Linked DNA regions of Homo sapiens: regions 2 and 3 are each linked to region 1. Evidence: chromatin loops called from intact Hi-C (ENCODE). Cell type or tissue: mammary epithelial cell. All regions are shown on one strand.

The links. A loop is a pair of places that touch in the nucleus more often than their neighbours do. Peaks named below come from ENCODE experiments on the same cell type or tissue, not always from the same donor. Only the 100,000 strongest peaks of a DNase experiment are listed, where the experiment ranks them.
Region 2: a loop joins it to region 1, with 2.8 times the contacts of the local background. A loop is called at or near these places in 3 of 110 quality-filtered maps.
Region 3: a loop joins it to region 1, with 12 times the contacts of the local background. A loop is called at or near these places in 25 of 110 quality-filtered maps.

The regions. Positions count from the first base shown.
Region 1 is chr5:81,164,524-81,167,023 of GRCh38, reverse strand. All of the region lies in intron 17 of RASGRF2 (Ras protein specific guanine nucleotide releasing factor 2), which reads right to left. Among named protein-coding and RNA genes, the nearest start is that of CKMT2, 68 kb to the left of the region's middle. RefSeq lists an enhancer at 1,171-1,230. In mammary epithelial cell, a CTCF peak has its summit at 1,318 (motif pointing right); a DNase peak (open chromatin) is centred at 1,323.
Region 2 is chr5:80,803,199-80,805,698 of GRCh38, reverse strand. All of the region lies in intron 19 of MSH3 (mutS homolog 3), which reads right to left. Among named protein-coding and RNA genes, the nearest start is that of DHFR, 150 kb to the right of the region's middle. In mammary epithelial cell, a CTCF peak has its summit at 1,212 (motif pointing left); no DNase peak of the experiment used is centred here.
Region 3 is chr5:80,685,456-80,687,955 of GRCh38, reverse strand. All of the region lies in intron 8 of MSH3 (mutS homolog 3), which reads right to left. Among named protein-coding and RNA genes, the nearest start is that of DHFR, 32 kb to the right of the region's middle. In mammary epithelial cell, a CTCF peak has its summit at 1,005 (motif pointing left); no DNase peak of the experiment used is centred here.

The sequences.
Region 1 (2,500 bases):
ACTTAAAGACTGAAGTCATTTCATGAGGGGGATCAGGAGACACCCTAATTTCCCTTCTTTCAAAAGCTCTCTGCAGTTTCGTCCTCATTCTTTTCCTTTACCCCTGGGGAAAGCTAAAGATGAGCTGGGAAGAACATCTCAGAAGGGACTGGGAATTTTTAAATCGGCTTAGCTCAATGAACGGCCTTAGAAAAATCCCCTCATCTCGGGTTCTCAGTGTCCTTTTTGGTCACAAAAGGAGCTTATCTGGATGCCTCTAAGGTCCCTTCCTTAGTGTCTCCTTGGATGAAGCTCAGGTTGCCCACCATGCATCTGATACCATCCTTTCGCTGACCTCAATTACCAGCCCTTCGTCCCTCCCCCATCCTTCCCCTTCAGTATCCATAAATCCCTCCCGTCTGTGCACAGAGGCCTTTCCTCAACACCGCCACTCCCTCACATGTGACAATAGAGGCTGTGTCTTTCTTGCTTATCTTAGGTATCCTTGGAGTATCTGTAAGCAGACAAGGGCTTTTGTCAGGAGAAGTAAAGTTCACGGCCAGGTGCTGTGGCTCACACCTGTAATCCCAGCAGTTTGGGAGGCTGATGTGGGTGGATCTCCTGAGGTCTGGAGTTCGAGACCAGCCTGACCAACATGGTGAAACCCTGTCTCTACTAAAAATACAAAAATTAGCCAGGTGTCGTGGCACGCGCCTGTAAATTCCAGCTACTTGGGAGTCTGAGGCAGGAGAATTGCTTGAACCTGGGAGGCAGAGGTTGCAGTGAGCTGAGATGGCGCCACTGCATTCCAGCCTGGGTGACAGAGCAAGACTCCATCTCAAAAAATACAAAAAAAGAAGAAAAGAAAAAAAGAAGTAAAGTATCACTTTACTTTTTGCCCCAGTAATCCGCTGGTGCTTTGGTCCTGGGTGTTTCTTAGTAAAGTCAGGCAACACCAATTCTATACACCTGACTGCATCTATGAGTTTACATAAGGCCCCTGAATGGAAATAGACTACAATCCCATCTTGTCTCTTTGAGGTTCAATGATGCTGAGATATATCAGGTGGACCTATATGGCACAGAACCAGGTCAGACAGTAGGAAAGGATGATGGGGCCTCCAGAGAGTCAAGCACCAGGAGTCTGGCCTGGTGTGTTGGAATAAGTCCCAGGGCTTATAGAAGGTGTAAGTAATATGGTCTGGACGAGTTAGCTCCAGGCTAGTTGGCAGAGATCTACACTGGCCCCAGAAGTGGCCATGAAGAGAGTGGGCATCACAGAAACACCTCTGGAGATGAGTCAAAGCTTTGGCACGAGCAGCAGAGGCACACAGGACCAGCAGGTGGGGCTGTTGATATAGTTAGGACAGGACACATGGCCTAGAGCAGCATCACCAGGCAAGGTCAGGCGGATAATGTCAGGTGAAAACAGTGCTGGAAATTCTTGGAAATATTCCCAAAGAATTCTTTGAAAGATGGATTTTCCTGTGATGATCCATACTGATTACAAGGTGAGAGAAGCAGCTATTAAGTTATTAGAATTCAAGAATTGAAAAGAATCGGGCCTCGCTTTGGGGTCCAGTACTGGAGGCCTGGAACATTGGGTTACATTTATACCTCCCTGCATGGAAAAGGGCCTTACACATGGTAGGGACTCGGTCCAACTGTTCGATTCTTCCTACTTTTTAAATCAGAGATTTTTTATTCACTTTATCATTTGTGGATAAATAGACCAACACAGACTGCTTCCATTTATGGGAAGACCTTGGTATTTCCTGAGTCAGGAGGTTCCTAAACCTCCCTGCTTTGGAATTTACCACACTTCTCTTCCCATCTCCTCCTCCCCAGGGTCCGTAACCACAAGACTTGAGGTATTGTAAAGTACTTTCAGTTCAGCAACTGAGGACTCAGAAGAGAGGCCTGTACACAGTTGTGAAACCTTAAGCCCCTGGAAAACGCCCACCGTTCAAGGGCAAGGTCACGCTGGGTCCCACCCTTGGGGAACCCTCCACACTGGCAGGCTGCGGATTGGCTCCGCCTGTCTTTCATGTCTCTGCAAAGTGTTAACAAGTCGATTTCTATCGTTTTAGTGGAAAATGGCCGCTCAATGCTCAATGTTGAAAACTTTCAACACAGATTACTGAAAACTCTTAAAACATATTTGAGAGCCTCCAAGTTCCTCTTCTGCCCCGCCTAGATGTCTTCCCCTCATCTACATAGGACTCTAACTCCTATAGAGGAATTTCATCATTCCTCCCTCTACAATCCATACTTTGCTGATCAGGCCAATACTTACTAATTGGTATGCAACTGCCAGAAGGCAATAGAAGCTCCCCAAGAATTCCACCCCTAAATCTGTGTTGCCATCGCTATTCATTAGACAAAGTCCTTTTTGAAAACCACAAATTCTGAAAGTATTTTCTATGCAACTTCCCAAGAAATGATTTAACAGTCTAGAAATGATTCAAGTCTACCAGATACTTGTAAAAAAATATTTTCTGCCAAATCAAGTCAAAATATT
Region 2 (2,500 bases), 360 kb after region 1:
CGCCTGAACCCTGGAGGCAGAGGTTGCATTGAGCCAAGATTGAGACACTGTACTCCAGCCTGGGCAATAGAGTAAGACTCCATCTCAAAAAAAAAAAAAAAAAAAGGTAGGGGGGGGGGGCATCATATTGAAAGTGAAGACAAAAAATTACTCTAAGTAATCTCTTTTAACTATAAAACATACATTCCTAATCATTTAAAAGTTCTACGGTACAAGTTCAATTTAAAGTGTAGAGTATCTCAAATTTTCTAATGAATAAATTCTAATGTATATTTCAGTATTTAATTGTGTGCATTAGGGGAAATTTAGATGCTTGAAAAGTAAAAAATAATATTAAGAAGACTTAAGTGTATGGAGAAGTTTTTTCCACCACCCCTTCTAAAATGGCTTGCCTGATCACTATGTTTGTTTCCCAACCCACATACCAGTTTTAACGCTCTTGGCTATTTTGGTCTCAGGTTAGGTAGCAAGGCTACAACTTTGAGAGCCAGACACTGCTGAAGCAGGCAACAGAAATACCAACACACTCAGTGCTTTGCTTTGGCATCTATTGAAACATGAAATGTGATGAAAGTTGTTACACTAGAACAAACTTCAAATAAAAACTTCACTTTCTGGAGATGACGGGTGGATTCCTGTGGGTCTTTTGGCCCAATGTATCAGAAAACAAACATTACAAGGTAAGTCATTCTGTCTTCACTCCTGTGACAGTGACCAAAAAGATCCCTATTGTTGAAGGCTAACAAAGAACAAGGCTGCCTAATCATATACATATCATTAAGGTCAAATTAATTACTTCCCTCCCAGAGTATCATTCACTATTGCCAGGCATGGTGGTATAAACAATGATAGCCCTTCAGGCTGGATTTGCCACCTGCTGACTGTAGACCCTAGGACCTTGAGTGAACATAGATGGTAGTCAGACAGTGGTTACCACGGGCCTTGGGTAAGACCCAGTATTCTGCTGGCTTCAGGTCAGACCCAGTGCAGTCCCAGTGGTGGTGGTCACAGAGGTGCTTGAGTCACCCCTCCCTCAGCTCTAGGTGGCTCAGCAGAGACAGGCTCCGTTTGTTTGGGGGAAAGTAAAGGAGGACAACAAGAGTCTCTGCCTAGAAATCCAGGGAATTTTCCAGAATATTATGCAAGACCACCAAGGTGGTAACTCAAAGAGTCTACAAGAGCTACAGTATTACTGGACTTGGGGTGCCCCCTAATGCAGACATAGCTGCAGTGACCACAGATTTAGATCAGAACACTCAAGTCCCTTTGAATACTTGGAAAGCCTTCCCAAGAACAAGTACAAACAAGCTAGACTGTGAAGGCTACAATAAATACCTAATTCTTCAATGCTCACTGGGTCAGACCTGAAGCCATCACAACACTGGGTCTCACCCAAGGCCCATGGTGACCACTGTCTGACTACAACCTATGTTCATTCAAGGTCCCAGGGCTCTACATAAACTAATGCAAAAAATTAAAGAGGACACACAAAAAGGGAAAGATATTCCACATGCATGGACTGGAAGAATAAATATTGTTTAAGTGTCCATAGTAACTAAAGCAATCTGTAGATTCAATGCAATCCCTATTAAAAGACCAATGACGTTCTTCACAGAAATAGAAAAAATAATCCTAAAATTTATATGGAAACACAAAAGGATCTGAATAGCCAAAGCCATCTTAAGCAAAAAGAACAAAACTGGTGGAATCACATTATCTGACTTCAAGTTATACTACAGAGCTATATAACCAAAACAGCATGGTACTGGCATAAAAACAGACACAGAGACCAATGAAACAGAATAGAGAACCCAGAAACAAATTCACACACCTACAGTGCACTCATTTTTGACAAAGGTGCCAAGAACATATGCTGGGGAAAAGACAGTCTCTTCAATACCCCCATATGCAGAAGAATGAAACTGGACTCCTACCTCTCACCTTGTAAAAAAATCAAATCAAAATGGATTAGAGACTTAAATCTAAAACCTCAAACTATGAAACTACTAGAAGAAAACATTGGGGAAAATCTTCAGAACACTGGTCTGGGCAATAACTTCTTGAGAAATACCCCACAAACACAGGCAACGAAAGCAAAAATGGACAAATGGGATCACATCAAGTTATTAAATAAAAATCTGCACAGCAAAAGAAACAATCAACAAAGTGAAGAGACAACCCACAGAATGGGAGAAAATATTTGCAAACCATCCATCTGATAAAGGAACGCTAACCAGACTATACAAGGAGCTCAAAGAACTCAACAGGAAAAAAACTGAAAAAAAATTTAAAAATGGGCAAAAGATCTTAATAGACATTTCTCAAACGAAGGCATACAAACAACAGGCATATGAACAGGTGCAACATGATTGATCATCAGAGAAATGCAAATCGAAATTACAATGAGATATCATCTCACCCCAGTCAAAATGACATATTCAAAAGACATGCAATAACAAATGTTGGTGAGGATGTGGAGAAAAGGTAACTCTTGTACACT
Region 3 (2,500 bases), 480 kb after region 1:
CTTCTGTTTGTATTCTTGCTCCTATTCCCAACTATTGGCATTCTCTAAGCTCCTTGATCTGATTCTTTTCTCTGTATCCGCTTTTTCCTTTAGGGAAATATTTATTTTTAAAATTCAACTGTCCCATCTAGGCAGTACACTCATCTCTTCCCTTCTATCATGCCATTCCTTTTCCCAGAAACCTTACTGCCTTCTACAGGAATCCATACCAGTTTGCTGGATTTCATAGGCCTTCACCCTTTCTTTCTCAATTCTCAACATGAAAGTTCCCTCTAATCAGAGAAATCTCCCTTCTGTCTTCACACTTCTCTAATATTTCCAGCCTGTGTGCCTCAGACCTCATATCATTTCCATACACACACAACATACCCTTCCCCCCTCCCCATTACCAACTCAAAGCCTTCTATTCTGCAAATGTACCAGCCTACCCCACCTCCTTCATACAGCCTTCCTTGGCTATGCCAGTGCTCAGGAAGCTCTCATTTCTTTGAACGCAAAATTGAGTGTCATTTGTGATGTTCACCTGATTCACCTGAAAAGTCAGTTTCCTTGAGAACTAGTAAATATTATTTGTTTATCGCTTTCTAAAGCTTTCCTCTCAACCATTTCTATAAACATACAACATTTCTAAGCTAAAGCAACCTTAACTGCAATTGATAAAGGGCTCGAGACTATTGCTTTCCATTTGTTTCTTTCTCTACATTTTTACAACAAAAGAAAGTGTAACAAGATAGTAAGACTGATTCCCTAAGACACAGGCTGAAATCTTACAAACATACTTTACATAAATAAAAATAAATAATCTAAGAAAAATTGATAGTGTATCATTATTTAGGAGTAATAATTTTAGATTACTATCATCTCTAATATTTGTTCTAAGTCACAATATGATACAAAGTAAATAAACCTGTACTTTCAGATATAAAAAGAAATGTGAAGATTTTAGTAACCATTAAACAGTAATTCACAAAATATCAAATCCTTTGGAGACCTCTTGTGGTTAAAGTTAAGAATACCAAAAACCCTAATATTTTAAGATAGACACTCCACAATTCCAAGCCATTCTTTTGCCTTTCCTCACACAGCTTTAACATATTATGTCTTCAAAATTAATAAAATATTATTAACCAGTAACTGACAAAAACTGCTGTTTTTACCTTTAGGTATATAGCATAAGAAAAAAATGGGGTACTTAGTCTGAGATACAAGAAACTACTTACCAGTGTTTAAAACAGACAAGAAGATATCACCAAAAACAAAACAAATTTTGTACTTGCAAATTTAATACTGTATTGTTTACTGGTTGTAAATATGGAAACAAAGAAGGTCATTATATAATGACAAAGGGGTCAATTCAGCAAAAGGATACGATAATTGTAAATATACATGCCTGAGGCAGGCGGATCACTTGAGGTCAGGAGTTCGAGACCAGCCTGGACAACATGGTGAAACCCCGTATCCTGTCTCTACTAAAATACAAAAAAAATTAGCCAGGCGTGGTGGTGCACGCCTGTAATCCCAGCTACTCGGGAGGCTGAGGCACGAGAATCGCTTAAACCCGGGAGGCAGAGGTTGCAGTGTACTGAGATCATGCCACTGCACTGCCCCCTGGGTGACAGAGCAAGACTCTGTCTCAAAAAAAAGAGAGAGAAAAAAAATAGCAGCTGGATACTTCAACACCCCACTTTCATCATTGGACAGATCTTCCAGACAGAAAATCAATAAAGAAACGTCAGACTTAATCTTTACTACAGACCAAATGATCCTAATAGATATTTAGAGAACATTTCATTCAATGGTTGCAGAATACACTTTCTTTTCCTCAGCATGTAGAGGATCTGATCATTATAGCATGAATGATCTAAACATTCTCGAGATTAGATCATATGTTAGGTCACAAAACAAGTCTTAAAACATTCAAAAAACTGAAATAATATCAAGAATCTTCTCTGACCACAATGAAATAAAACTAGAAATCGAAAACAAGAATAATTTTGGAAACTATACAAACACATGGAAATTAAACAATATGCTCCTGAATGGCCAGTGGGTCAATGAAGAGATCAACAAGGAAATTTAAAAATTTCTTGAAACAAATGATAATGAAAACACATACCAAAACCTATGTGATACAGTGACGGCTGTACTAAGAGGGAAGTTTATAGCTAAAAGCACCTACATGAAAAAAGAGGAAACATTTCAAATAAATAACCAAATGATAAACCTTGAAGAACTAGAAAAGCAAGAGCAAACCAAACCCAAAATTAATATAAAATAAAAATAAAAATCAGAGCAGAAATAAATGAAACTGAAACAAAGAAAATACAAAAGATCAACAAACCAAAAGTTAGTTTTTTGAAAAGATAAAATTGGTAAGACTTTCCCAGACTGTGAAAAAAGAGAGAAACCCCAAATAAACAAAATTAGAGATGAGAAAGAAGACATTACTACTGATACTACAGGAATTCAAAGGATCATTAGTGGTTACTATGAGCAACCA